3 separate regions of the Mus musculus genome follow, and all the other regions are linked to region 1. A link is a loop called in an ENCODE intact Hi-C map of the cell type or tissue named here. Cell type or tissue: heart. All regions are shown on one strand. Each heading gives the region's core, and the rest is flanking DNA. Links, peaks and the distances in the headings are about the cores only.

Region 1 (9,931 bases), core at 1,221-9,220:
TGATGAAACCCAAGAACACACCAAGGCACACTCTAAGGAAGACAGAGCCAGACAGCCAGTAATCAAATGTCCCAGCAGCCTCTAGACTGGTTTCCTTACTCCTAATTAATAACATGTCGTTTTCAAAGAGTTTTCAAACAGCCCAAGAGGAAAGTTGGAAACATACTATCAATGAACTGCCCTGTACCCTTCACCCAGATTCCCCTCTTCTTCACCCTATTCACCTTAATTCACCTAAATCATCGTTAACATTTTGCCACATCTGTTTTGTCTTTATGTATGTATTTACATATGCACTAATTTAATATACACATTCTATAGCCCTCCTCCTTTTTAAAATTACCAGTGAGAATGGGGGACGTACAGAAATCAACCAAAACTATGTATAAAAAATACCATAAGAAAACCCATTATTTTATATGCTAATTTGTTTTTCCTTCTAATTAACAATAAAGGCCTATGAAGATGGCTCAGTGGTTTACAATGTTGGCTACACAAGCACAGGGACCTGAGTTCAAATCCCAGAACCCACATTAAAAAAAGCTGGGTGTGGCTGAACATGCACCTGTAATCCAAGAGCTGAGGGCTGAAAACAAAGAGATTATTGGGGCTAGCTCCCAGTTTACTGGGAGACCCTGTCTCAAGGGGATAAAGTAGAGAGTGATTGAGCAAGACACCCAGTGTCCTCCACAGGGACATTCACAGGCATGCACACACATGTACACCACGCATACAAAAATAAATATATACATAAACATATAAATAAATAAGCAGAAAAGGCTGGAGGCAGGTCCAGTCTTACCAGTGGGGCAGAATTTTTGTCTAGGAAAACTCTCCACAGGTACATTTTAAAATTTAATTAATTACCCTAAAACTGCGAGAGCCTCAAGTAAAAAGACAATGTGTAGGCTTCCTCTCACCAGAAGGCAGGCCACTAAGTGTGATGTCAGGTTCAGCAGCCCTCCCAAAAACGTCTCATTGGGCTGAAATAAATAAATAAGTTATAAAAACTCTTGAAATCTAACCTTAATGCATTCCATCTCACATATTGGCTCATTCCCAAATAGAAGTTCCATTTCCTAAGACTGAACCAATGAGCGCAATGAAAACAGTTACTAAGGACAGGGACAAGGACTGGTCTGGGACAAAAACAACCGGGGACACTTGGTAAATTAAGCGGCCCATGGGAGACACTTCACAGGCGGAAGAGCAATTTAAAGTATTTATGACGGTTGATGGACCCTGAATTAGTCATGACTTCTTAAAGACAAGATCTCAGAACCGTCGGGGGGGGGGGGGAGGACGCTGACGGGAGGGGGGGTGAGGGGGGCTTCTGGGGCTGTTGGAGGTCAGGGAAGCAAATGATGTAGTATTAGTGTGAATTAAGAGACCAACGCCATAGTGATGGCTGCGCTGGTATGTAATACAAATGCGCGCATCTGACCTTGACTGCGGTTCCAGTCTGTGCGCTTTAACAGAAAGCAATGGGAGAAGCCACCGGAGAGCGTTGGGGTGATTAGCATGTGGATGAGAGCTCAGAACCTCTAAAGGAGTAGAGGTTTAATTATTCAAGCCGCTACTTAGGAAACCGAAAGGGGTGTGCTCTAAGAGTGGGATGAAAGGCATCTGGAGGTGACTGGGTAAGGACTCCAAAGGCTCCAAATTAGATTCTTGATAAAATGGACAAGATCCTTGGAAAGAGTGTTTTCAATAGATCAACATCTTTTTAGAAAGTAGAGGGCCAGCAGGGCCAAACAATTCCAAATACCTCAACAGGAGTATGCCGGCTTGGAATTAGTAACAAAATGTAACCAACCCTTCCTGAACCGATGTGTTAGCCAGAAACCGGAACAGAAAAGTCCTTAACCCAGTTGTTCTGCAGTCGTTAGAAAAATTTCTATCAGGGCCAGGGAGATGTCTCAACAGGTAAAGGCCCTATATGTGAAGGCCAGTGGCCAGAATTCAGTGTCTGGAGTCCACCATTAAAGAGGCTGACTGTGTGTGACTGCCACCTGCAGTGCCAGCACCCCTGCTTCAAGATGAGAGGCAGAGACAAGAGAATCACACAGAAGTCCTTGCACCAACTCTGTCTGGAGAGCACAGCTATAGAATCCCACCTCAACGAGGTGAAAAGTGAACTGACTGCCCAGTGCTGTCCTCCGGGCTCGCCATGCCCACAGCGGCACACATGCGCACAGACGCGCACAAAATAAGCAACTAAATAAGGGGAGGCGTTTGTTTGTTTGTTTGTTTGTTTGTTGAGACAGGGTTTCTCTGTGTAGCCCTGGCTGTCCTGGAACTCACTTTGTAGACCAGGCTGGCCTCGAACTCAGAAATCCGCCTGTCTCTGCCTCCCAAGTGCTGGGATTAAAGGTGTGTGTCACCGCTGCCTGGCTTGAGTATACAGAGAAACCCTGTCTCGAAAAACCAAAAAAAAAAAAAAAAAAAAAAAAAAAAAACAGAGAGAGAGAATTTTTTAAAGACAGAAAACTTTGTATCCCTCCTCATCTCTCCCACCCACTGAAGAAGTAACCCCAAAACCATTTAGGAGACAAAACAGGGATCAGAGCCCAAAAACCTTTTTTGTATTTCTGGCTGACAGCCAGGCTAGGAATGAAGACGACATTTCTGGTTTATGGGCAAGGCCACGAGTTGAGCCCCTCTCCTTACAGCAATGGCCTCTCCTCCCCACTGTCCTGGTCACTCCCGTCTCAGGAGAGGTAACCTTTACTGCCACTTACAAAATTGGGGAAATGATCAGGTTCCCTGTGTTGGATGGGGTCACTGGATGTGGTAGTTGGGTTACCTTTCCAATGGTCCTGTTTAGAGGACCCAGGGTAGCATGACACCAAGGAAACCAGTCTCATCAGTAAACGCATTTAAAATCCGACTCAAACCGAAGCTCAAAGACAACTTTAGTAGCCCCAGGACGAGAAAGATGTAAATGCAGGTAGCTTCCTGGAGGAGGAAAATGGAGAAGAAAGTGTAAGTCTGCTGGAGTTAAACCAGCATGGAGGGAGGTCAAAAGATAAGCAGCTCTGTGATAGGGAAGGGAGCGTCACGGCCAAGGTGTCAGGGAAGCAAACTTAGAAAAGAGAGGAGAACAGGAAAAAAGGAGGCTTTTCCAGGTGAGTCAGCAAAGTTAAGAGCTATATGCCTGTGGTTCTCTAAGAAACTGCCCTTAGGGGGCAGGAAGAAAATGTTCTCTATCGCATCAAAGGGATAATTCTTTCTCCTGGCCCTTTATCATGGCTTAAAGTATATCTGTCTTCCTACAGGTAGCCCCATCTCCCTGAGAGGTGGTCCCTTAGCCAGGCGATTGGCCTGTCCAACTGGATTAGATCTTTTATATTTGGGTAGCTTCTACCCCAGGCAGAGACATCTCTATTTCTAAGGCACCTCCACAGAGTCAGGCAGGGCTACTGTAACATGACAAACTTCCTGAACTTGTTAACTGATTCTGCAGCTTGGAAGTGACCTAGGGTCTGAGAGATACACACTGGCAGGCTTAGGGAAAGGCTTGTGGTGTTGATAGCAAGCTCCAACCTGTGGTTTATTTATGTACCAAGAGCAAGGTAAGAATGAGTCTTCTGTTTCAGCATGACTAAGAAAGAATTCTTCATTATATGTATTGAGTACTTATGAAGGTGTTTGCTTGCTTGCTTGCTTGCTTGCTTGCTTGCTTGCTTGCTTGCTTGCTTGCTTGCTTGGTGTTTGGTTTTCCGAGACAGGGTTTCTCTGTGTAGCCCTGGCTGTCCTGGAACTCACTCTGTAGACCAGGCTGACCTCGAACTCAGAAATCCACCTGCCTCTGCCTCCCGAGTGTTGGGATTAAAGGCGTGCACCATCACCGCCCAGTTGCTTATGAAGTTTGATTGGAAGGGCCATATTCATTTTTGTAATGTATGGCTGCTTTTGACCAAACAGACAGAACTGACTATCATACATCATAACCCACAACACACAACCCACAACTAAAACATTTTTAAAGTTTATTAACTAAAATAAATAAGCTAGCCAGAAGGTGGTGGTGCACACCTTTAATCCCGGGACTCAGGAGGCAGAGGCAGAAAGGTCTCTGAGTTTGAAGCCAGCCTGGTCTATGGAGTAAGTTTTGGGACAGCCAGGGTTAGACAGAGAAACCCTGTCTCAAAAGAAACAAAAGATAAAATAAAATAAACTTACCTAGATTTGCTCTAGTGTAATGTGAGTTTAATACTTTCAGCAAAGACAAAGCCCTTGACAAGTTTCAGAACAAAGTATGCTGACCCCATGTCCAGCGTCTGAGCTGCCACTATTGAGACTTTCAAGCCTCTTGCAGGGTCCCAGCCTGGGTCCCTGTGGGTGCAAGGTAGTGTTCTAGGGTATGCGGGTAAAAACACCAACAGAAGCCTTGGCGCTAGCAAAAAGGATCACCTCAGATCAACTAGGACCACCTATACCTTCCGTGTGGACCCCTGGACAGGTCCCTTGGCAACCTGGGGTTAGCCCAGTCAGAACCATACATGTGATGAATACAGGAAGGCTGTTCAGGCTCCAGAGACCCTGGATTGCTGTGTTTGCCATCACATGAAATGAGGAGGGGGGCAAAGAAAGAAAAAGCGACCCTAGCTCCGGAATCTAGCTGAAGTCTATCGGCAGCAGAGAATCAAGGATTTCTGCAAAGCTCATACAGCAATGAATGCTGCCTCTATAATAGGATATTCTCTTTACCTAGAGATAGTTCATCTCCAATATTAACATAACAAAGAAGCATGCCTAAGGTTAACCTTGTGTAACCTTTAAGCTTAGCTTTCCTCCTTAGCCAGTTAAAACCCCCAAACTTTCTGAGAACCTCACAAGATATGAACTTGGTTCACAGTCAAAATACGTATCTTGACTCCCTGTGACCCAGTGTGTTGTGAATTTGGGCTTATATTAATTTGGCCCCCAAAATTACACAGGAATCCACGCTTCTGCGCATAAGATGCTGAGGGACCCTACCTACCCCCAGTTGGTTTGATCGGTAAATAAAGTTGGTGACCAATGGCTGGGCAGGGAGATAGAAGTGAGACTTTTTAGGATGCCCAGGTAAGGGAGGGAGGGAGGGGGAGAGAGAGAGAGAGAGAGAGAGAGAGAGAGAGAGAGAGAGAGAGAGAGAGAGAGAGAGAGAGAGAGAGAGAGAGACTGTGGCCCCCACTGTCTGGCTGTGCCCATCTCCTCCATCAGCACACTTGAAACACTCTGGGTACCAGGACACATACCAGTTTTCTACAAAGTCTTTTGGGAAGAAACATAAGCTGCATGGGAAGTGTTGCAGGCATAGTACATTCTATTGTTTACTATCAAAATCGTTTTTAATTAAAAATTGTTTGTTATTAAAATACTTCATTTCAATATACCAACAGCTCGTCGTCCTGAAAAAGAAAACCACAGAGCTAGAAAAAATTATCTCAGCCTCTATAATGTGGAGAATGCTATAAATACATTTTAAAATATGTACATATGTCATATGAGAGGGATTATCCAAATCCTGTATTTATCAACTTGGTCTCTCATAAAGGTTTTGTGAAGTTGGTATAAAACTTAGTTTTCCTGAGAAGTGTGTTACAACACTCTGCCACTAGGGGGCAGCATATCCCACTCTTTTCCCTTTTTCAACCAAAGTTAAAGTTACAGAAAAACTGTAGTAAGCAATTGCATATTGTATAATGAAACATGCTGTGTGTGTGTGTGTACTATATGACATATAGCATGTGCATGTATAGCATTATGTAACATAAATGTGTATAAAATAGAATGTAAAAGTCTATGTTGCATCTGTAACATAATTTGGGAGAGGGTAGGGAATGTATCCTATACGCCGGTAAATCTCACTGAATCAATCAATCAATCAATCAATCAATATTCAGAGGTTCACCCATTCCTCTGAAAAGAATGAAATCAGAGATTTAAAAGGACAGCGGAAACCCCGGCGTGATGGCACACTCCTTTAATCCCAGCACTTGGGAGGCAGAGACAGGCAGATTTCTGAGTTCGAGGCCAGCCTGGTCTACAAAGTAAGTTCCAGGACAGCCAGGACTACACAGAGAAACCCTGTCTCGAAAAAACAAAAACAACAACAACAAAAGAACAGCAGAAATGTTCTTGCCTTGCCACCAGCAAACTCAGGAGGGGCTTGGTCCACTCAAAGACGGTGCCCCTGTCACCCTGAGGTGCCCCTGTCACCCTGAGGTGCCCCTGTCACCCTGAGGAAATAGCAGGAGTTGCAGCACAGATGACAGTGGCCAAGGAATCTGGGCAAATGCCCTGTTTAAACCAGGAGCCAAGAGACAGGAGAGACAGAGACACCCAGCCAGCACCAGGGGGCCCTGGAGCCAGAGGTTGAGTGCAGAGCACTGTGTGAAGCCAGGGCAAGTGTCCCAAACAGCAGCATACAAATAGCTCCATAGGTCATATGTGGGGAATCCCAAAAATGGGACTTTAAACCCATTTCCAAATTAAGACTGGGAGTGGCGGGGGGTGGTTAAAATCCTAGCCTGTGCACACACTCAAGACAACGAGAAACCCTGAGTGTCTGGAGTCACTTAAACCAGAAAGCGGCTCACCCGTCCCTTGCCTCCCCTTGACTCACACGGTCAGTCACCTTACATCACCTGGGAAGCTCCCTTCCCCTTCTCCGCCCCCCCCCCTACATAATTCGGATCTCTCCATGTCCCAGTGTAAATGCCATACCTCCACCCTCTCACCCTACCCCTGAGCACAAGACACTTCCCCAGACCCCTCCCCTGGAGCACCCATCTCCCCCAGGACATGTAGAAATGTGCCTTGTTTCCATAAGGACAGCATTGAAATGCAAGGTACAGGGGGAAAAAAAAAACCAGTAACCTGTGGTCACTTAGGTAAATAGGTGTTTCTTTTTCTCCATGATCAGAAATCCCAAGGCAGGCAGCTTCCGGCTATCATTGGAGGCGCAACGATGACGTTCATGGTGTCTTTTCAGTAGTCTTTGTCAAAGGCACGTCTGTGCTGGACAGTCCCCAGATAGCCTTAACTGACCCAGTCTCTCCCCACCTCCCCTTTGCACATGTAATTCTCAAAATAACTGTAGAATGTTTTGGGGTGTAATGTGGAGGCAGGGCACCCGCCAGAAACAACCTGGAGCCTTGCTCCCATCTCTGCTCAGAAATGTGACTCCTTTAGTTAGAAAGGAGCATCCCTGGCAGGCTGGCCTCTCATATTTGTCCAGAAGACGGATACCCTTGGCACTTTGCCCATTGAACACCAGAAGTCCCAGGAGTATGAGCCCAGGGCAGGGTGACTGCTGGGGTCCCAGGCTGTGCTACAAGTGAGGGACTCCACAGCTCTCTTAAGCCTTGAGGAATGGCTGGCCATGGGCCCTAAGCTGCTTTTGTCCCTTGTCACCAACCTATCAGGATCACATCCACTTTATGCTTCTTGTTGTGAACATCGTTCACCTCACCCAGTGCAGGCAGTTGGTCACAGTTCAAGATGCTGTGAGCAGAAACATCTACACTCCCAGCAGATGCCTCCCTTGATCCTGCTCTCCGGCCTCACGGTTGCAATATGGCTGCCACACCCGCCGGCATCGCATTTTCTTTCCGGGTAGAGGAAAGGAGTGCAGAGCCAGCTGCTTCTCCTCTTTTATCAGGGCAACAGAAGTTTTCCTAAAACCCATGAGCAGAGTTCTGCTTTAAAAAAAAAAATTAGGGCTAAAGAGATGACACAGCAGTTGAGAGCACACACTGCCCTTGGCAAGGACCTGAGGGTGGTTCCCAGCGCCTGTATCAGGAAGCTCGAAGATGCCTGTAACTCCGCCTCCAGGGGATCAGACTCACATACACAGACACTGATAAAATAAAAATGATTTTCTTTTTTTTCTTGTTTGTTTGTTTTTTTTTTTAAATTGTGTGGTGGGCATGGGGATATCACGGTACACAACACATGTTAGTGTCAGATAACAGCTTGCAGAAATTGGTTCTCTCCTCACACCTTCCGGGACCCAGGCATGGAACTCTAGCTGCGAGGCTTGGCAGCAAGCTTCTTTACTTACCTCCTGAGCCATCTCACTGGCCCCAGAGTTCTATTTAGAAGTCGTGACTTTAGTTTAAATGGCATCTCTAGACTAAGGATGCAATCCGGAGGTAAAGTGTTTGCCCGCCCTATGTGAGGCCCTTGGTTCATGCCCAGCAGTACAAAAATAAAAAAGATAAACAACATCACTTAGCCATTACTACCTTGCAATAGCCACAGCAAATGTGAATGACAATGGCTCTCAGGTCAGCTTAGGAATCATTGCCCTCCCTGATCCCCCAAGGCCTTGGTCACAGCAGCTCACCAAACCAACTCCACCCCCACCCCTGTCTCCTCTCCGTGTGCTATGTACCCAGTCGATGTGCCTCGCTCTCCCGACCAGGCGGGGACACACTAGGCAGGCTGAGTGGGTGTGGCCGCTGCGAGATAATTAAACCTGTGCCTTTCTTTTGATCCCTGAGATCTTCCATTTGAAATTCACTCTGATGGAGTGGAAAGATCCGGGTACATGCCCTGTCTAACCATCACGAAGGGTTAAACCATTTTTATTTCAGGTCTCAGGTGACCAGGGAAGGCTCGCTGGCAGGAGTGTCTATTGGGCGCCTCGGAGGCAAGCGATTGTGGGAATTCAGAATTAGTTTGAGCAAGCTCTCTTACTATCCCCTTGATATCCCCAGAATAAAAGCAGCAGTGACATTGCCAGTGACCCAGCTGTTAGAGAAACCTTGGATTAGGCCACAGAGGCTCTTGCCTCAAGTCCTGTAATAAGAAGCTCGCCTGGAGAATTGGATTTAAATCCAGTCCTTGATGCTCATCTTAGCGCGGCCCCGTCCCTCCATCTAATCTCATCTTGTCCTCGGAGTGTTGAAAATGATGGCAAAGCAGCGACCGTGGAAAGTGACTGTGTGAGCTTTTCTCACATGAGAGAGGTTCTCAATAAAAAGTAAAAGTGATTTAAATGCAGATGTCTCTTCCTTTGCCACCCGCTACCTTGTCCCTGAAGGTGTCACACAGTTCCCAGCTTTGGTAGCCTGCTGTGGGAAAGCAGACAAGGGCCACCAAGCACCCACTTCTCCTGGGCATCCAGAGTTGATGTGGTTGTAGGACTGAGACAGAAAGAGGATCATGGTCGCCTGCTCACTGGCTGGTGTTGGGAAAAGAATCGGAAGTAGCAGGGCAGTTTATTGCACATATGAGGTAATTTGCATAGGCAGCACCACTCAGCCAATGTGGTTGATGCGCCCAGATCCAAACCAATGAGAGACCCCAAGATGGCTCTCCATTATGAGCGGCGGTAGGAACAACCAAGAGCTTTCGGGTCAACACTCAGACCAAATAAGTCTGAGTTTCTGGCAGGAGCTAGGGCACTGAAGCTCTCGATTACAGTGCCACTGAGCCCATGTGCAAAACCTAAGCCCCAACCTGATGGTGTTAGGCCATGGGCTTTTGGAAATGATTCAAAGAATGGAATTGGTAGCATTAAGGCGGGGCGGGGGGTCTTAATTAGCAAGAAAGCTGACCTGTCTGCTTCTGCCTTGCAAAGTTGCCACAAAACCCACCATCCAACAGGCAGAAAGCAGCCCCTCACCAGACACAGAATCACCTTGACCTCGGATGGTCTAGCCTGCAGAATCATGAGAACTAAATCTGTATGGTTTCTATGCGTGGTTTTTTGTTTTTTGTTTTTTTGTTTTTTTGGGTTTTTTTTGTTTTTGTTTTTGTTTTTGTTTTTTTTTTGTTTTTTGTTTTTGTTTTTGTTTTTTTTTTTGGTTACAAAAACCCAACCACATTGAGACAGGGCAGCGAAGGCAGAAAAGCACCTTTCTCTGGACCTGTGCAGTTGACCTCTGACCCTGTGCCTCCCTCCATGCTCATCTTCAGGATGTAATTGGCCTTC
Region 2 (9,931 bases), core at 1,253-9,252, 91 kb after region 1:
CTGGCAGCTAGCCTAGTGCAGGGTCCTGTGGCCCTGAGTATTGTCCCCAACCCTCAGAGCTCTTCTCTCTTCAAGTGACAGAAGCTGTCTAGTGGCACAGGAACATAGCAAGGTCTCAGCAGGAAGAATATGGAGCAGGCGAGTCTTAGAAGATGAAGTTCCCAGGAAAAGGCCTTGGTGTGGGGACCGAGAGGCCTAGGCCGGAAGCCAGACAAGGAAGAAGGGAACATAGGCAGCCTTGAGAAAAAGCCCCTGGATCCCATTGGCTAAGCCTGTGCAGTGCACTTCCCAGCCCTCTGAGTAGGGAGCATGGAACCCTGAGCACAACACAGTTCTAATAACTCTGATGGGGATGGATGAAGATGCTGGAAAGACTCAGCTGTGAACTCTGTCTGCCTGCCCTATGCCTTCAGAGCCTCAGAGGGTGAGTGAACCAAGTCTGGGGGCCCCTGTGCTGCCAGGAATAGAAGCTGCTTCAGGTTTATTCAGGTGGGGGAGGGGTGTTGAAAGGACTCTGACCTTTGGGATTTTTTTCCCTCTGTGTCTGGAGCCTTTGCTGGGCTGCTGGAAGGAAGCCTTTGACAAGCCCCAGGCTCTGCTAGCACAAAAACACACTGGAGTCCTCAGTCAGGATCCAAAAGTGCTCTTGTGTCGGGTGCTGATGGACTGAACACCCCAGCCCACCTCTACACACATACTGTGTACTGCAATAGGACTAATCAGCAGGAAGCCAGGACCCTGGGATAATGAAAAAAAAATTCAGGAAAAGAAGTTCTTAATGCTCCATTCTGGAGGCAAAATGGATTGATAGGAAACAAATGAGAGGGAAAAAGAGAGAAAGAAAGACATAGAGTTTATTACCATGCCCTGCTTTCTTCTGTGTGCATACTAAGTATATGGTCCAGATCACCAAAAATACACTTTCCCCCAGCTGTGGCTTATCTTTCCATCTTTCTGACATTATCCACTAAGTGTTTAATGTTGTGTAAAGATGAAGAGGAAACACCAAGGGAGCCTGAGTCCCACCCAGGTTAGCGAGGCTCTACTTGCAATCCCTAGCTCTTGGGAAGTTGAGGCAAGATGCCTTCAGTTCAAAACCAGTCTGGGCTAGAAGATGAGACCTTGTTTCAAAGAAAGGGTGGGAATCATTAGGGGATGGATGAGAGGTCCAAAACCAGTTTCTTGGCTCTTCATTCTGGTCATCAGATTTCAGTATGACACTGCCTCTCTCCTTGAGAGTTTCCCTGTGACACTGTCAATTCATACATTTCCCCCCCTTTCTCTGCACCCAAGTTCTTAAGAGGCATCAAGATCTGTTCTGCTTGGACAATTGTCCAGTAGGGTTGCGATGTCTATGAATCCCCTGACCTTGACCTAGACACCAGTCAGCCAGAAGAGAGAATGGCTGCATGCTTGGGGGGGGGGGGGGTGCGGGGGAGGGTATGGCCGCCTTAGATGAAACCACTATGATAGTAACTTTCTTTTAGGTGTGGCAAGACAGACAGACTGTGTGACATATCAGGTTTAGCTTGTAAGGGGACAATGTGTCCCTAGAGTGGGTGTCCAAAGCTCTGGGACACTTGGCAGCTTCCCAACTAATTCACATCTAATTTTACCTCTTAGACTGTCGATCTCTAAAGCCAAAAGCAGTTAACTCAAAATCCCACAACGCAATTCTCTCTGACCCCAGACCTCCCCAACCCCATTGTCAAAGACGTGAGGGGAACACATACAAAGGCACACACACTTCCTTTTTTATTGTTATCCACAGGACCTGGGTGGAGCAGGATATGGATCCCTCATACTGAAAGATGTAGGGAAAAGGAAGTGGAAACTGTCTACTTTCCACACTCTGTCCTCCTCCTAGCTGAGGACCCTGGGGTGGTGAATTGACTGTGGCCATCGGCTATGGGAGGAGGAGGCGGAGGTGCTTTTAGATACAAGCACAGTGTTGAGTAATAAGGTTGGGTACCATCTCATACTTGAAAGAGTAACCTCCATCTGAGGTGGTTCGGACGCGTAGGGACCTCATGCTCCCCGGAAGAGCAGCACAGCAGGGCTTGGCCCCTGGCACCAAAAACAGGGGCTGAACCGGGGTAGGGGGCACCCCAGGGACTGGCAGGGGCAGGTCAGATGTGGGCATCCCGCAGCTACCATGGCAGTAGTGGAAGATGAAACTGGGAGGGTGTACGATCCAGCGGTCCCAGCCCAGCTCTTGGAAGGAGATATTGAGAGCAGCTCGATGGCAGAAGGCATGCGCAGCGGGTTCCTCGGGAGGCCTCTGCAGCAAGCGCAAAGCCGCAGGAGACCAAGGCCAAGGCACGGAGGGAGTTGAACGCCGGGCCCTCTCCCCCGCACTGGGTGCTCGAGCCCTAGTGTGGGCTACCAGGAAAGGAGTGGTCTCAGGCCGGCCCGAGCAGGAACAGAGTGGGCATCGCAGCAGCAACACCAGGATGGGGTGGGTCAGCAGAGGGAAAGCAGACGCCGCCAGGTGCAGTACAGCCCAGCGTGGCGGGCCCTGTCCCAAGGACACAGGCACAGCCATGGGCCCCCCAGATGATAGCACCAGAAGATCTAGCAGGGGCGCAGAGCTATTGGCGGCTGCTGTGCTCTTCCTGCCTAGGCCTGTGTGGAACCACAGCTGGGCTGAAGTCACCTGGTGGCTGCGTATGTGTTGGGATGGCCGGAATACATAAGTGAAGAGGCCTTCCTCAGCCTCCTGGGCAAGCCCTCTGGCAGCTGGCTGGTCCTCACAGGTGGCACCTGCAGGGGACAGGCAGAAAAAGGAAAGAGAGGGTAGCCTTGATTTTGCTGACTATATGTCAAAAATCGAGTGTCACTTAGACTTAGACACCCCCCCCTGGAGTCTTGGGAAAACTAACAGAGGCTCCCCAATTTTCTATTCATCATCAAAACACCACATTGGTAAATTTTCTCCCAAGGGGTTTTACCAGTTAATATAAAGGGCAATGGGTAAGAGTCCATTTCACTGTCTACTTCATCCTCAGGTCTATTCATGAAGCTTATTGTGCCCTCCCCAGCCTTGAGCAGGCTGGCTGGCTCAGACCTTCTTTGCCACAGTTGCTAGTTCACCTAGGGTGAAGTCTTCCTACCTAGGTAAAGTTTTGTCTGCCACATCTGTGCACATCTGCAGCTTCCTGCAAGAAGCTACCTGCTGAGCAGCCGAGCTTGTCTTCCTGATGAGAAAGTGGGATCCTGGCACAGTGGGGGATGGATTCCCCCCTCCCTTTAAAGATCAGACATTAGGATATTAAAGTTGAGCCTTGATCAGAGGACTTTATCTTGGCTCATTATTTCTCGCCCCTTCCTCGCCATCCATCCCCAGCTTTCCTTTCAGGAAGCCAGGAACCCGTGGCTGCTGGCGGCTGCAGCTTATGGTAGTGTACATCAGATACCATGGAGTGATTCTCACACCTTGGGTGCATGGGTGTGTTTTGTTGCTTTTGCTCCATCTCAGCATGTCAGAAACTTTAAATGATAAATTTCTTTTTAAAATTATTTTCTTCATTTACATTTCAAATGCTATCCCCAAAGCCCCCTATACTCTCCCCTCGCCCTGAAAAGATAAATTTCTTAAAGGCACCGTGTTTTTGAAAGACAGCTTACAGGGTAGGGAGACAGCTCAGTTGAAGTACTTGTTGTGTCTGCATTAGGACCAGAGTTCAATCCCAGGACCGACATAAAGAACTGGATGCGATCTCACAGGACCGAGGAGACAGACACCCGTCAGGCTAACTAATTAGTGAGGTCCTGGTTCAGTGAGAGACTGACTCAAAAACAATGGTGGAGAGTGACTAAGGAAGATGTTCAGGGTCAACCTCTGACCTCCCCGCATTTCCAGGCATATGCATAAACTAACGAAGACAGAGGAGGAGGAAAAGAGAAAGAATGGAAGGGAAAGGAGAAGAGAGCAGAGGTCAGCCCTTCCCAGGGAAGTGTAGCTGCCATTTCTGGTCCAGTGGACACAGACTATGGGAAATATTATGGGCCAGCTGTAGTCAAGACTGCAATTGGGGCCGTACTAGAACACAGTCCCTCGCGTTACAAATTCTAACAACTGATCCATTCTCAAGACAAGACACTGAGGCGGCTGACAGTCAGCTAGTAAGTGGCAAGACTGGGATTCCACTTGATATGAAATCCATACTTTCGGTACTACTACTACGCTGCCTGGAGATGAAGGCAGGGAAGCGAGGAGACCTCAGAGTGAGCCAGATGGGGCTTGGGGAGAGTAGGGGGCACAAAACGCAGGACAGACCACAGGCAGCAACAGAAGCTGTCTCTACAGAGCCTTAGCTTCCCCTTTTGTATTCCAGGCATGCTAGGCTCACTGGATCAGTCCCGCTTGAGAAGTAGAGGCTACCACCTATCTGATGTTGAGGTAGAGGCTACCACCTGTTTGATGTCGATCAGAGGGGCTTAGGAACTGGCCCCTTGCCGCAAAGCCAGCTGAGTTGTGGGGCTGCCATTCATACCCAGAGCTGCCTGATTCCCAAGCCCATGAAGTAGGTACCGGCTACTCTTCAAAGTTGACCTGCCAATCCCCAACTTCATTACCTGTAGCTGGGAAAAGGATAGCCTGGGAGACATCTTCCTCCTCTGGTTCAGAGGTCCTGTGCATGAAACCCCCAACGGCATGTCTTCGAGGCAGACGCCTTATTCCAGGATCCCCACCTTCCCCATCCATTGCTGGGGGCCCCAAGGCATCTAGGAATAGAGCCTTCACCTTGGCCAGGACGAGCTCCCGGACAAGTTCGGGTCCCTGGCAGCTGTCCACATCCCGTAGGGTCAACAGCAAAAGGAGCAGCAGAGACCGCTGGCTCACCATAGTTCACTTGCCCTGATGACAGGGAACCCACACGCTGCCCTGTGCCCTTTCTGTCTAGGACCTCCCCACTGTCCCCTCCCCATCCCACTGCTGGCCTTCTTCTACCCTTCTCACCCCAGTCTCCCCCAGTCCTTCCCACGCCCCACAGTCCCAGTCGCCCCTGCCCATGGCATTGAGACCTCCTATCTCTGACGCAGATGTCTGTGGCCCTGAGCCTTATCTCCCACTCCCGCCAAGAATGTGGGGGAAGGGGCTGTGATGGGTATTCACCCCAAGTGACCTGACCCATTCAGGCAAGCATACAACCCACTCCTCAAATACACACACACACACACACACACACACACACACACACACACACACACACACATAGAATCTACATCAGGTACCACAGGTGCCTGGGTGCTTAAGGTTGACCAGTCATCAAATCATTTGTCAGAAGGACAGAATGCACCACCCCCCTCAGACTTTCTGGCGCTCTTTTCAATCCTAGCAGCTGCTAGGCCAACGTGGGAGGGTAGACCTAGGGTTGAGGCTCTGGGCCGAGGGCAGGTGGTCCCGCCTGCTCTATACTTAGCCTGGAGGAGCCAGTCTGAGCTCTTGTCCTCCAGCTGTGTCATCAGAGAATATTTTTGGGATTGGCAGCTGCAGGCGACAAAGTCACTCAAGCCCAAGCCAGGCCCGCAGTTGGAGACCTGGAGGCCGGAGGTGGGAGGGAGGGAGGAGAAAGAGGCCCAGGCTGTGGGAGGGGGCTGGAAAGAGAGACTCCCAAGAGCAGGAAGCCCGGCCGCGGGCAGTCTAGGCTGTAGGGCCCCTCGCTGAGCAGGCAAACAGGAAGGACAGCCCCCTGAGCTCTGGGCTCCCGGCCCGGGAATTGCCGCGTAGCAGGGCTGCGGCCAGGGTCCAGGGTAAAGAGGCGAGCGGTCACAGGAGTCCCACCGGTCCCGGCGCCCGCTCCGCCACGCCCTGGTCTCGGCTCCCGGCCTTCCCGCGCGCCCAGGCGAGCCATCTGCAGCGGCCGCAATGAAGGCCGGATCAGGGGATCAGGGGAGCCCCCCGTGTTTCCTACGCTTCCCGCGGCCCGTGCGGGTGGTAAGTGGAGCGGAGGCCGAGCTCAAATGCGTGGTCCTGGGAGAGCCGCCGCCCACTGTCGTGTGGGAGAAAGGCGGGCAGCAGCTGGTGGCCTCCGAGCGCCTAAGCTTTCCGGAGGACGGCGCCGAGCACGGCCTGCTGCTGAGCGGCGCGCTGCCCACCGACGCCGGGGTCTACGTGTGCCGCGCCCGCAACGCGGCCGGAGAGGCCTACGCGGCGGCCGCCGTCACCGTGCTGGAACCCCCGGCCCCCGAGCCGGAGCCCGAGTCCTCCGAGTGTCCGCTGCCAACACCGGGCACCGGGGAGGGCGCCCCGAAGTTCCTGACGGGGCCCCAGTCCCAGTGGGTGCTGCGAGGGGAGGAGGTGGTGCTGACGTGCCAGGTGGGAGGCCTTCCGGAGCCCAAGCTGTACTGGGAGAAGGATGGGATGGCCTTGGACGAAGTATGGGACAGCAGCCACTTCAAGCTGGAGCCCGGCCGCGGCGCGAGTGACGAGGGCGCGAGCCTGACGTTGCGCATCCTGGCGGCACGGCTGCCCGATTCCGGGGTGTACGTGTGTCACGCCCGCAACGCGCACGGCCACGCGCAGGCGGGCGCGCTGCTCCAGGTGCACCAGCCCCGCGAGAGCCCGCCCCAGGATCCCGATGAGAACCCCAAACCCGTGTTGGAGCCGCTCAAAGGCGCGCCCAAGACCTTCTGGGTGAACGAGGGCAAGCACGCCAAATTCCGCTGCTACGTGATGGGCAAACCTGAGCCCGAGATCGAATGGCACTTGGAGGGCCGCCCTCTGCTCCCCGATCGCCGCCGCCTCATGTACCGCGACCGCGACGGCGGCTTTGTACTTAAGGTGCTCTACTGCCAGGCCAAGGACCGTGGGCTCTACGTGTGCGCGGCGCGCAACTCGGCGGGCCAGACCCTAAGCGCGGTCCAGCTGCACGTGAAAGGTAGAGCACCGTGCTTCCAGTGCCCCCAGAGGTCCTTCTTGCTCATGTCCACCCCCATGTCCGGAGGAATATTGAATTCCAGTACACTGATGAATTTCTTAGCCAGCTACCCAGGTGGTAAAAACCACTAAGCCAAGGAATAGACTGTGTAAATCTTAACAATCCTAGAACATTCTTATCCTTTATTCTTTCTTTTAGGCCTTCTTTCCCAACTGGATTCCCATTGGTAGCAATATCTGTAAAATAATAGGAGCATGTTGTGGGAGTAAATAACTAGGGCTAAATTTATAATATGCTAATCGGTGAGAAAAAGGGGGCTGCTGTATTGAAAACACACATTTGGAGTGGAGGCTGTGTTCACAGCTTCGGGGGCCCGGAATCTGTTAGGAAGGCTGGTGCAAACCTCCCAGCAGCCACTGCTCATTCACAGGAGAGGTGGATGTGTCAGAGGAAAAACACCAGCCAGTCTGGATTCTTTTAAGTTTCAAAGAAGATGAAAGCAAAAGAGATGGGGGGGAGAGGTGACCTTACACGTTTTCAGTACCCATGAACAGAAAATCCAGAGAAAACAAGGCACTCTCGAGTCACATTGGAAGCTAAGGCTCCCCTTAATAGGACTTGACCACCACGATTTGAGGGGTTACATTTTCACTGGTGATTGCCCAACTTGTTCCTTCAAGGAAAACATGCTTGGGAAGTTCCCTTGAGTCCTGCCTGACACTTAACCAAGTGTGTGGTATCCGAGCTGTGACAGTGTCCTCACTGCGTCCTGCTCAGACTTGCCAGGCCAGTGAGAAACTGCAATGTCCTCAAGAAAGTAAAGAAACTTCTCCCAGTGGGGCCAAACCTTGTTTTCCTCAGCAAGTTAACTCTCTGGTGGTTTCCAAGTTCCGAAATATGGTTTTGAAATGCTTAGAATGCTATATTAAAATGAAATTCAATGCAGATCCTTGAAGAATTGGGAGATGCTGTGTAGTGTTAGGGACGGTTTGAAAACCACTGATCTGGTTGAATGTTTGCCGCCTCCCCTCCCCCATTTAACACATGAGCAGATTGAGACCCAGAAATGTTATAAGACGTGTCCAAGGTGATATCGGGGTCAGGCTGGGAATTAGGCCAACTAACTTAGCTGGGAATTCGGCCGCCATTCCTAGCCTGCTAGGAAGAGCAAGTATGTGTTATCCTCCTCAGCTAGTCTCTCGCTCCTGCTCCTGCTCCTGAGCCTTCTCTCCTTCTCTTTCTACAGAACCCCGCCTACGGTTCACCCGGCCCCTGCAGGATGTGGAGGGTCGGGAACACGGGATTGTGGTGCTGGAGTGTAAAGTACCTAACTCTCGAATTCCCACCGCCTGGTTCCGGGAGGACCAACGGCTGTTACCCTGCCGCAAGTACGAGCAGATCGAGGAGGGCGCTGTGAGACGCCTCGTCATCCACAAGCTGAAGGCCGATGATGATGGCGTCTATCTGTGCGAGATGCGGGGCCGAGTGCGCACTGTGGCCAATGTGACGGTCAAAGGTCAGCTGGCCAGTGGGAGGAGGCTGAGACCTGGTGGTGTCTCGTGCCTGGGCTGACGGATTCCCATCCACGTCTCAGGACCCATCCTGAAGCGTTTACCCCGGAAGCTTGACGTCCTGGAAGGAGAGAACGCAGTACTGCTGGTGGAGACTCAAGAAGCTGGGGTGCAGGGGTGCTGGAGCCGTGATGGGGAGGACCTGCCAGACACCTGCCAGAGCAGTTGTGGTCATATGCATGCCCTGGTCCTTCCAGGGGTGACCCGAGAAGATGCTGGAGAGATCACCTTCAGCCTGGGCAACTCCCGTACCACCACCCTGCTCAGAGTCAAATGTGAGAGCGTGAACACTTATAAACGGGGGCGGGGGGGGGGGGGCAGGGGCGTTGCCAGTTGCCAGTGCCTGGGTTGGGAAGGTGGATTTAAAGCAGGAGTGTTGATGGGGACGTGTACAAGGCTCAGGTGAAGATCCCACCTTTATCTTAGGTGTCAAGCACAGTCCTCCCGGGCCCCCCGTAATGGTTGAGATGTTCAAAGGCCAAAAGAACAAGGTTCTGCTGACCTGGAAGCCCCCAGAGCCACCTCCAGAGACCTCCTTCATCTACCGCCTAGAGCGGCAGGAAGTGGGGTCTGACGATTGGATCCAGTGCTTCAGCATTGAGAAGGCGGGAGCCGTAGAGGTGCCCGGGGACTGTGTACCCACCGAGGGTGACTATCACTTCCGCATCTGCACAGTCAGTGAACATGGCCGCAGTCCCCATGTCGTGTTCAACGGTTCTGCTCACCTTGGTAAGTTAACCCTTCGCCACTTATCCATCAGTATCTTTATCCAGTCATGCTCTCCGTGACCATTCTTCCCTTCTCTGACCCCCAGTCCTTATGTTCGCCCATCTTCTAGCTTTTGCCCTTTCTGGTTCTTTTGCTTTTCTCTTCTCTTCTCTTCTCTTCTCTTCTCTTCTCTTCTCTTCTCTTCTCTTCTCTTCTCTTCTCTTCTCTCCTCTTCTTTTCTTCTTTTCTTTTCTTTTCTTGGATATTTTCTTTATTTACATTTCAAATGTTATCCCCTTTCCCAGTCCCCACCCCCGAAACTCCCTATCCCATACCCCCTCCCCTGCTTCTATAAGGGTGTTCCCCCACCCCTGAATTCCCCTACATTGGGATATCTATAGAGCCTTCACAGGACCAAGGGCCTCTCTTCCCATTGATGCCCAACAAGGCATCCTCTGCTACATATGTGGCTGGAGCCATGGGTCCCCTCCATGTGTCCTCGTTGGTTAGTGGTTTAGTTCCTGGGAGCTCTGGGGAGTCTGGGTGGTTGATATTATTGTTCTTCCTATGGGGTTGCAAACCCCTTCAGCTCCTTCAGTCCTTCCTCTAACTCCTCCATTGGGGACCCCGTGCTCAGCCCTTTCTGGTTCTAACAGCCGTGCCCTGTCTCTGTTCCAGTGCCCACAGCTCGCCTGGTGTCAGGCCTGGAAGACGTGCAGGTATATGATGGGGAAGATGCCGTCTTCTCCCTTGATCTGTCCGCCATCA
Region 3 (9,931 bases), core at 936-8,935, 120 kb after region 1:
CCAGCTCATGTTGGGTAAGCATGCTACCTCTGAGCTACATCCTCTGCTCTGCTTTTATTTCATCACTATTACCCCAGCGCCTGGAATGGACTTGACCTAGAGCCGGTGCCCCGCACATTCTTTTGGGATTGTTTCTTGGCCCTGTTCTCCTAGACCCTGATCAAGTCAACTCTCTAACCCATCAAGGCCCCGACTTTTTGTGTGTGGTTTCTGTCCCTTCTCACTAACCACCCATCTCCGTCCACCCCTCCTTCCCATGTCCACCCTAGCCTGTGTCCTCTCACCTTCTGTGTGGGAGTCCCTCTCGGTTGTCACCCTCCACTGCACCAGGACGCCCATCAGGCTAAGTAGAGGCCAGAGTGCCAGCAGGGCCCAGCTCCGCCAGCAGAGGGGAGGCACAGGTGCAGCCCGCAGTCGCTCCACCACGTAGCGCCCCAGCAGTAGCAGTTCAGCAAAATAGTCTGCGGCAGTGGCGATGAGGGCAGCGCCCGTCACGGCAGTGGCCAGGGTGGTGAGTGGTCGGGGCCAGCGCAGCGTGAGCAGGGCACAGAGCAGGCCGCCTCCCAGTAGCAGTCCCAGCGGGCCCCACACGGAGCCCGGCTGGTAATAGGGTGCAGAGCCTAGTAGGGCAGCAGCAGCGAGCAGCAGACCGAGCAGCAGCCCCACCAGGAAGAGGCCCACACTGCGTACCAGCATGGCTACCAGCCCGCAGAGCAGCCCGATGCCTAGTGCGATGCCCGCGCTTGCCCCAGCACTCAGCTGCGTCTCCAGAACCCGCTCTCGGTAGCACAGCAGGAAGATGACCACTGAGCCAAACAGCAACCCAGTGAGGAAGAGTACTGCCTTGAAGCAGCGGTAACCTGGAGGGGAACAGGGCCAGGGAGGGGCCAAAATGAGGTTACCAGGTTAGAAGTCAGAGGGGTTGGGGTCATGGAGGCACAAGAGCATCGGAGACATGGGTGCTAAAGGAAGAATTAGAGGTCATGAGGGCTCAAGGTGGGCCATGGAGGTCAGGGGAGATCGTGCAGATGTTTGCTGAGAATCGTTGTGAAGGCACGTAATTATTAAAATCATGTTATGAGCCTTTGAAGGTCGAAGTTGAGTAAATTGGCCATGGGGCAATAGGGTCTTTAGGATCACAGGGTCCAGAGAGATCACTGGAGTCCCAAAGGGATCAGCACTGGAGTCTCTGGGCCTCTGAGGAGGACTACTCAGAAATGAAGAGTCTGGAAATCAGAAGAAAATGAATGGGGTGAGGTCACCTAGGTTTAGAAAGACTGTCAGGGGCTTCCGAGGTAAAGCAGTGCTGGAAAGTCACAGAGAGGACAGAGCTTGGGGGGGAGATGAGGTCTTTGCAGGTCAGGGGACTGGGCAAGAGTAGTGTCATTAAGATTATTAAAGACAAAGGGGAACACTGAGGGCAGAGAAATAGGAGCACTAGAAACCACCATGCGGAGGATCAATCTACTGACTGGAGTTACAGGGATCAGAGAGAACCAGAGGGAGGGTACTAGGAGCTATGTGGGGCTGCAGGAAACCCAAGAGGACTACATGGAGAATGGGGGGTGGGGGTGGGGGGTGGGGAATTGAAGGGACTTGAGAGACATGAGTGGTGTTTGAAAGAGGAAGGGGGGGTGAGGTGGATCACAAACAATTGGGAAGCTGGAAGAAAGAGTTAGGAGTCAAGGAGAGGCAGGGAGAGCCAAAGAGAAAGATGATGATAAAGAGAAAAAGAGATTTGGTTCCAAGAATGGGGGTATCAGACCCCAGAAGGTTCTGAAGTCAGAGAGGAGCAGAGTTTAGAAAGAGGCTCTGAATCCCTGGTAGGGGCATCCAAGATGGGTAGGATGATTACTAGAGCTGAGGGCAAGGGATGAAGCTATCCAGAGCACCATGCAGAGGGAGGAGGTACCCAGAGCAGGAGGGGGGAATCTTTGGACACCCATACATATCCTAAATCCTTGTGGGGGACATTTTCCCTGCCCACTCTGCAAAATGTAAGAGAAAGACCATCTGATCCCATATTCCACACCCTATATTCCCAACTATTCTAACACACTTCTGGCAAACCACCCCAGCCTCTCTGCCCAAACTGGTTCTGATACATATAATCTTGAAGGCTGCCTTTGGGTCCCTACTCATAGAAGGCTCTCTCCACTGTGAAGTTCTGTAACTTCCTGAAGAATCCACTGGGCGTTTATTTACTCAAAGCTGACACTAGCCCATAGGTCACCTTTGTGAAAATGAGAAAAAGGCATACTGTTTTGTAGAGAAGCCAGCCTTGGTCCAAGACCTTGAGAGTTGTCAAATGGACCCCCACACACCTGTTCGACTGAGCGGCAGTTAGTGCTCACCCACCCAACCTCACTGAACTATGTAATCCATGCTGGCCTTGAGCCTCCCTTCCCTTGCTTTGGCTTCCTGGATGCTGGGATTACAGGCATACCACGCCCTCCCCCATACAACTCTTCACAGTAACCATTCTTATGGGAATCTGCCTTGTAGGCGATCTCCATTTGTATGACTACCATCCAGCCCACTCTGATATGTATCACAAGTGTGAATATTCCAGGTCTCGCCCCCACCATGCAATATGCCCTGTGGTAAGGAACCATGCTAAGAGTTTTTATTATTTTATTTTAGTCTGCTTATCCTAAGTGATCCAAACATATCTTCGCTACGATAGTCATTATTCTTTGACCACCTACTAATTCTTGTCTATATGAGACAAACACTGTTGTCTTTGTCCAAGTGAAAAAGCTGAGACCCAGGTTAACATGCCCATTACATCACAGTGACTAACATACAGAGCCCGGTTCAAACTCAAAGAGCCTAATTCAAAACCTGCTCTCTGTAGAATCTAGAGTCAATGATCTACAAATATACTTGTGATCAGCAAGAGAATGATACCGCCATGAGGGTGGGGTGGGGGTGGGGGTGGGATGGGGTGGAAATGATTCTCGAGACACCAGAAAAAGGAACTTTAGGGAAACAGTAGAAGGCCACAGGTGAGGAACGAGGGGGATCTCACCAAAGAAGCAGTAGACGACTCCAAACAAACAGCACATGATGCAGACGAGGGCCGGCAGTGCCTGATACCTGCGCTCCAGAGGCTGTTCACAAGGTGCACCCCAGAAGGTGTCATCCGGCTCCGGGGGCAGCAGCTGAAACCGCAGAGTTTCCATAGTACCCGGCATAGCGCCGGGAATGGAAGGGGGTCACCCTCCCAGGACAACCTGACAGGGAGGAAATTGGGGTCAAGAGTCAGTTGTGGGTCTCCACTACAATAACAGTGCGAGTGGGGGAATTCAGCAAGGGCACAGTGGACAAAGGAATGGTTGCCCACATCAGGCAGCTCTAGAAGCATCTCTGGAACGGGGAGCAGAGACAAAGGGAAACAAGTGCCTGGCTAGAGGCGGCTGGGATGGACTTAAAAGAGGGACTAGATGGGGCTAGACGAGGAGAGGGAGGGTGCCGCTGGCAAAAAGAGGCAGCCTGAGCACCATCTGTGGGAGGCTCAATTTGGAATTGTCCAAGATCTACCTGGGCCGGAGGTGACCGGAGCTTCCGAGCAAAGGAGGGTGTGCAGGGGCCGGAGGAGCCGGGGTTGTAGGACACCAGAGGCTCTGACTGACTGGGGTCCGGGCAAAGTCTGCCGTGCGAAGGGGGCTGCTGGGCCGGAGAGACGGGTCTCTGTGCGACGGCGTCGTCGCCCCACCTCCGACACCGGCTGGCACTGCAGCTCCACAGACTCGCGCCCGGCTCGGGGAAGGGAAAGGAGCAGGAGCTCGGGCTGTCCCGGAGCCGCGGCCCCATGCCCTGAGCCCGCTGGCGGCCTTTGGTGCTGATGGACAGCTCCGGCCTCTGCTCCTGACGTCACTCAGGGTGCACCATCCTGGCAGGGGCGGGCTGCTTCTGACGTCATCCGGGACGCACCAACCACGCAGGGGGGAGACAGGGGACTCCGCCCCCGGCGTCTGCCTCTCCGGCGCTGAGGAGGGGGCACTTCCGGGGGTCCTTCCCCTTTAACCTCCTCCCCTTCGTCCCTCTCCGCTAGCTGACGGCTAGACCCCACCTCGGGGGCGGGGCCCTGTCGGTGACACGTCGGACAGCGGCCGCCTTGGAGGCCCGGGCGCGCAGTGCTGCTCTAAGGGCGGCCGACCCGCCCGGGGATTCCGGGCTTGAGCTCCTACCTCTGCTCGGCGGGGAGGGAGCGGGCCCGCCTGCTGGGCCTGGGCCCTCCGGATCCGCCCCCTCTTCGGTCCCGCCCCCTCGGAGCCGCCTCGGGCTACGCGGGGGCCGGGGACCCGCTGTCGGGACGCCATGCGGGCGTCGCTGCTGCTGTCCGTGCTGCGGCCCGCGGGGCCCGTGGCCGTGGGCATCTCTCTGGGCTTCACCCTGAGCCTGCTCAGCGTCACCTGGGTGGAGGAGCCTTGCGGACCCGGGCCGCCCCAACCCGGAGACTCTGAGCTGCCGCCGCGCGGCAACACCAACGCGGCGCGCCGGCCCAACTCGGTGCAGCCCGGATCCGAGCGCGAGAGGCCCGGGGCCGGCGCAGGCACCGGTGAGAGCTGGGAGCCTCGTGTCTTGCCCTACCATCCCGCGCAGCCAGGCCAGGCCACCAAGAAGGCCGTCAGGTACTGATCCACTCCGTCCGCCCTAACACCCCCCCCCCCCCCCCCGCAGGCACCAGCCAGGATGCGCGCGCTAGGGAGGCCGCCAGAGGCCGGGTCAGGCTCCGGAAGGAAGGGGCCGGCCGGCCAGGAAGTCCTTGGGCCTCGATTACTTCCTATGACCCTGCTTGCAGGGAGACAGAGGGCCAGTTTGAAGCTTTTTCTGGATCCCGTCCGGATCTGAGCTGAGCTAAACCGACTCCACCCAATTATACTCCAAAGACCCTCTTAGCCCCCCACTGGTCTGTTTAGGATTAGAAAAATGAGTGTTAAAGAGGATAAGTGTATAAAGAGGGGGAAAGAAAAAGGAGGGAACTGGAATTTACCTGTATTTCATTCCTAGATGGGTTTCAAGGGCCACCTTGGGATGAGATGGGAGAGGGAGGAATGTACTCATCACATTGATGTCTCTGCCCACGCATTGAAGTAATTTCTTCTAAGTAACAGTGAATTCCAGTTGTACAACTTACCTTCTACCTTAGGAAGGTGAGTCACTGCCTTAGTTTGCCCCTCTCCAAAAGACATTCTCTACACCACTATGCCGTATGCTTCTACACATCATTTATAGGACATATTGGGGGGGCGGGGCTGACAGCATATTCATGTTGCAGGGAGCATCTGCAACAGTGTGCCAAGCATGTTACTGTTTAAGTGCAATCTGTCCCATTTTACAGATGGCACCGATTAAGTAACATGTTCAGGGACACAGCCACTAGGTTGTGAAATCTGGAAGTAGATCTAGTGTATCTCTTACCTGCATCTGCCTTGGAAGTGCTGTCTCCTAGATGCAACACTTTCTGTGAGACCAGTATATCACTTAAATCATGTCTCGTGGGAGAGACAGTCTTATCCTCCCGTTCGTGGGTGCCAAACAGGTCCAGAGGAGAACTAACAAGTGAAGCTGTGTGCTATCTTGTTCCTAACTGTCTTTTCCCAGAACTCGGTATATCAGCACGGAGCTGGGCATCAGGCAGAAGCTTCTGGTGGCAGTGCTGACCTCACAAGCCACGTTGCCTACACTGGGTGTGGCTGTAAACCGAACTCTGGGACACCGACTGGAGCATGTAGTGTTCCTGACCGGTGCGAGGGGCCGCCGGACACCTTCAGGCATGGCGGTGGTGGCACTGGGCGAAGAGAGGCCCATCGGACACCTGCACCTGGCGCTGCGCCACCTGCTGGAGCAACACGGCGATGACTTTGACTGGTTTTTCCTAGTGCCTGATGCCACCTATACTGAAGCGCATGGACTGGACCGCCTAGCTGGCCACCTCAGCCTTGCTTCAGCAACCCATCTCTATCTTGGCCGGCCGCAGGACTTCATCGGTGGAGATACTACCCCAGGCCGCTACTGCCACGGGGGCTTTGGAGTCTTGCTCTCTCGCACACTGCTACAGCAACTGCGCCCCCACCTGGAAAGCTGCCGCAACGACATCGTCAGTGCTCGCCCGGATGAGTGGTTGGGCCGCTGCATCCTTGATGCCACAGGCGTGGGCTGTACTGGTGACCACGAGGTAGGAAGATAAGCCTCCCAATTAGTGTCTCCTCTCAGAGCTTGCTTATTTCCCCAGGAGAGGTATGGGGTAATGGAGATAGAGGTTGGGGTTTTCTCTGTTAATCTATCTTTTTTTTTTTTTAAATCCCAGTGGCTCTAGGTAAATTACTAGATCTGAGCTTCAGCAGCCTCGTGCATGCTAATGGAAACAATTATTAGGCAGGGCCGTATAAGGATTAGGGAAAAGTAAGAGATCCTTACACACAATATATATTCAGTGTCAGCTATTTTATTTAGCTCTCTGGACACCTCTGAGGCAGCTTTCACAGATGAGCTCACAGAGACCTGACCAGGCTTGTACAACATCAGCTGGTCAAATAGACTTCAAATCCACAGAACTCTGACTTTCCAAGTCCATAACTGGTTATAGGATTTGAAGATGAGACACCAGCTAAGAGAGGGAGGAAGGTCAGTCAGCTCTGTTGTTGTTCCCATTCTGAATGCTTCCTTTCCTCCCTCCCCAGGGAATGCACTACAACTACCTGGAACTGAGCCCCGGGGAGCCTGTGCAGGAGGGGGACCCTCGTTTCCGCAGCGCCTTGACAGCCCATCCCGTGCGTGACCCTGTGCACATGTACCAGCTGCACAAAGCTTTTGCCCGCGCTGAGCTGGACCGCACGTACCAGGAGATTCAAGAATTGCAGGTACAGGCCTGGGCTTAGGGAGTCAAGGGATTAGGGGGAGCAGGTCCTGAGAGACCCCGGGAATAAAAAGTCAGTGATAGAGTCATAGAGCAAACCCACTGCCAGGGCTTTGACCTTTGTGAAACCTCCAGGAATCCCCCCTTTCAACTTTTAAACTGTCTTAATCTGTGAAGAAACTGCGCGCGCATGCGCGTGCGTGGGGGGGTGGGGGGCTTGGGTTTCCGGTAAGCTGCAGGTCCTCTCTGAGTATCACTGCCTGCCCACAGAGTCTCTAGTTGTATACTGGCTCTGTGACCCCGTACTTTGCTCATGGCCCCTTTTTCCCCTGCCCAGTGGGAGATCCAGAATACCAGCCGACTGGCTGCTGATGGGGAGAGAGCCTCTGCCTGGCCAGTGGGCATCCCAGCACCGTCTCGCCCTGCCTCACGCTTTGAGGTTCTGCGCTGGGACTACTTCACAGAACAATACGCGTTCTCCTGCGCCGATGGCTCTCCCCGCTGCCCGTTGCGTGGGGCCGACCAGGCTGATGTGGCTGACGTCCTGGGGACAGCCTTAGAGGAGCTCAACCGCCGTTACCAGCCAGCGCTGCAGCTCCAGAAGCAACAGCTGGTGAACGGCTACCGGCGTTTTGATCCAGCCCGAGGCATGGAGTACACACTAGACCTGCAGCTGGAAGCGCTGACACCCCAGGGTGGCCGCTGGCCCCTCACCCGCAGGGTGCAGCTCCTTCGGCCCTTGAGCCGAGTGGAGATCTTGCCTGTACCCTATGTCACCGAGGCTTCTCGGCTCACTGTGCTACTGCCGCTGGCTGCAGCGGAACGAGACCTGGCTTCTGGCTTCTTAGAAGCCTTTGCCACTGCAGCCCTGGAACCTGGTGATGCAGCAGCCTTGACCCTGCTGCTGCTGTATGAGCCACGCCAGGCCCAGCGGGCAGCCCACTCAGACGTCTTCGCACCTGTCAAGGCCCACGTGGCAGAGCTAGAGCGGCGTTTCCCTGGTGCCCGGGTGCCCTGGCTCAGTGTGCAGACAGCAGCGCCCTCTCCACTGCGTCTCATGGATCTGCTGTCCAAGAAGCACCCACTAGACACTCTGTTCCTGCTGGCCGGGCCAGACACGGTACTCACACCTGATTTCCTGAACCGCTGCCGCATGCATGCCATCTCTGGCTGGCAGGCCTTCTTCCCCATGCACTTCCAGGCCTTCCACCCTGCTGTGGCTCCACCTCAGGGCCCTGGGCCACCAGAGCTGGGCCGTGACACCGGTCACTTTGATCGCCAGGCTGCCAGTGAGGCATGCTTCTACAACTCCGACTATGTGGCGGCCCGTGGCCGGCTGGTGGCGGCCTCGGAGCAGGAGGAGGAGCTGCTGGAGAGCCTGGATGTGTACGAGTTGTTTCTGCGCTTCTCCAACTTGCACGTGCTGAGAGCAGTAGAGCCAGCCTTGCTGCAGCGCTACCGGGCCCAGCCGTGCAGTGCACGGCTCAGTGAAGACCTTTACCACCGCTGTCGCCAGAGCGTACTTGAGGGCCTTGGCTCCCGCACCCAGCTTGCCATGCTGCTCTTTGAGCAGGAACAGGGGAACAGCACCTAAGCCCCTGCACCTGTCCCTGCTCTTCCCCAGGAACCTGGAGCCACGTGCCAGCCTCGCTGGACAGGGCTGGCTGTAGCCTCAGTCCCTAGGGCAGCCCACTGGTCCCTTGTCTCTTGCTTTGTTGGACCCATGGGCTCAGGACAAGCCCTGAGACAGATGCCCTAGAGCCATCCTTTCTTGTCCAGTCCCCCTGCCCCCTTGACGCTGCTGATTCAGGCTGTGGCCTCTGTTTATGCCTGACGCCAGCCTTGCCTCCTGGGCTCCTGTCCTGGGAGCTGGGCTGTAGATGGATTGTTGGAGGAGGTGAAGCTGAGAAAGGAGGGGTACGTTATCTACTGCCTTCTCCCTTCTGGATCCACGATAAAGCTCTGGCTTTAATAAACTGGTTAAGTGTAGAATAATGAGTGGAAACTGGTAATTTAGTGTTGGCAAGGTAGGCATGGGAGGACCGACCCCTAAGGATGGAGGAACCCTGGGTCTGGAGCCTTCTTTTCCTGTTACAGGGATCAAGTCAGATAGATGCCCAGCCTCCAGCAAGTTCATGTGGATGCTCTCCCTCTCCCTCTCTCTGTCCCTCTCCCTCTCCCCCCACCTCTCTCTCACACACACACAGAGAAACAGACACAGAATTCTTTGTGCCTCTTTATTCCCAATTTCACCAGCACTTTATAAAACCAATCTCTAGGGAGCAAGGCCTGAGAAGGCCGCTCCCCCTCCCCCTCCCCCTATGCTCAGCCAAGGTCTGAAAGGTCTTTCCACCCACTCCCCATGAAGGGAACTTGTGGTGGGGCTGGTACAGGGGGAACTGGGAGCTGGGCCAGGCCTGCTGGGCCGCCCACTCCCCCTGCCAAGAGGGAGCTGGGCCTGGAAAGAGGGAAAGAGAACCAGCCCAGCATGCCTGGGTCCCAAGGACTTGCCTTCTGCCATTAGGGCTAGGACCCTGACTGTCCTGTGTCACCCTCCCCTGCAGTCCCACCCTTCTATGTCTGTGTCCCACCCCCACCCAGTCCCTAACTATATACAAATGTACAGAGGGGCTCTGCCAGGGTTCCACCTTCCCCCCCTCTTCCTCCCTCCCCTCCTCAGGGACCTCTAGTCTGGTCTCCAGCCCTTCCTGGATACCTGCCTGGGAGCAGGGAGTATAGACAAGAAGGACCCTTGTGCAAGGCAGCTGAGCCTGGGTCAGGGAGAGCAGGACCCTAGTCCTGGCCTCTCAGTGAGCACCACCCCTTCCCTTAGCCCTGGGCTGCCCCAGACCTTCTGTCCCAGGAATAGGAGATGTGTGGGGTCAGCGTAGAGGCCCAGTTTCATGGGTACTTTCCCCACACAGCACTGTTCTAGCAAGCAAAGTCTTCAAAGAGGCTTCCTGGGGGGCCGTGAGGGTGGTGATGGTTGGGAAGCAGGCTGCTAGCCCCCCCACCCTCAGCACGGCCCCGGCTTGGACAGGGACTCTGTAAAATGAAAAGGTGACA

What was found. A loop is a pair of places that touch in the nucleus more often than their neighbours do. Peaks named below come from ENCODE experiments on the same cell type or tissue, not always from the same donor. Only the 100,000 strongest peaks of a DNase experiment are listed, where the experiment ranks them.
Region 2: it touches region 1 in a loop (5-fold over the local background); 6 of 42 quality-filtered maps call a loop at or near these places.
Region 3: it touches region 1 in a loop (9-fold over the local background); 21 of 42 quality-filtered maps call a loop at or near these places.

What each region holds. Positions count from the first base shown.
Region 1 is chr1:75,593,510-75,603,440 of GRCm38, reverse strand. No RefSeq gene overlaps it. Among named protein-coding and RNA genes, the nearest start is that of Slc4a3, 52 kb to the right of the region's middle. In heart, for the core only: CTCF peaks have their summits at 5,602 (motif pointing right) and 6,341 (motif pointing right); DNase peaks (open chromatin) are centred at 6,360 and 7,310; H3K27me3 peaks cover 2,687 bases.
Region 2 is chr1:75,502,166-75,512,096 of GRCm38, reverse strand. Obsl1 (obscurin-like 1) reads left to right here and starts at 5,645. Exons shown (of 20, transcript NM_178884.5): 1 at 5,645-6,884; 2 at 8,131-8,400; 3 at 8,479-8,730; 4 at 8,882-9,184; 5 at 9,842-9,931. The coding sequence starts at 5,873. Inha (inhibin alpha) reads right to left here and starts at 5,020. Exons shown (of 2, transcript NM_010564.5): 1 at 4,579-5,020; 2 at 1,731-2,763. The coding sequence starts at 4,849. The coding sequence ends at 1,934. In heart, for the core only: no CTCF peak of the experiment used is centred there; DNase peaks (open chromatin) are centred at 5,636 and 6,386; H3K4me3 peaks cover 4,688 bases; H3K27ac peaks cover 5,844 bases.
Region 3 is chr1:75,473,498-75,483,428 of GRCm38, reverse strand. Chpf (chondroitin polymerizing factor) reads left to right here and starts at 3,958. Exons shown (of 4, transcript NM_001001566.3): 1 at 3,958-4,637; 2 at 5,611-6,184; 3 at 6,690-6,869; 4 at 7,203-8,860. The coding sequence starts at 4,324. The coding sequence ends at 8,459. Tmem198 (transmembrane protein 198) reads right to left here and starts at 3,897. Exons shown (of 5, transcript NM_177056.4): 1 at 3,544-3,897; 2 at 3,032-3,236; 3 at 285-860. The coding sequence starts at 3,197. Asic4 (acid-sensing (proton-gated) ion channel family member 4) reads right to left here. Exons shown (of 10, transcript NM_183022.3): 10 at 9,089-9,910. The coding sequence ends at 9,797. In heart, for the core only: a CTCF peak has its summit at 5,913; DNase peaks (open chromatin) are centred at 3,218, 3,958, 4,758, 5,928 and 1 weaker place; H3K4me3 peaks cover 3,039 bases; H3K27ac peaks cover 1,333 bases; H3K27me3 peaks cover 4,825 bases.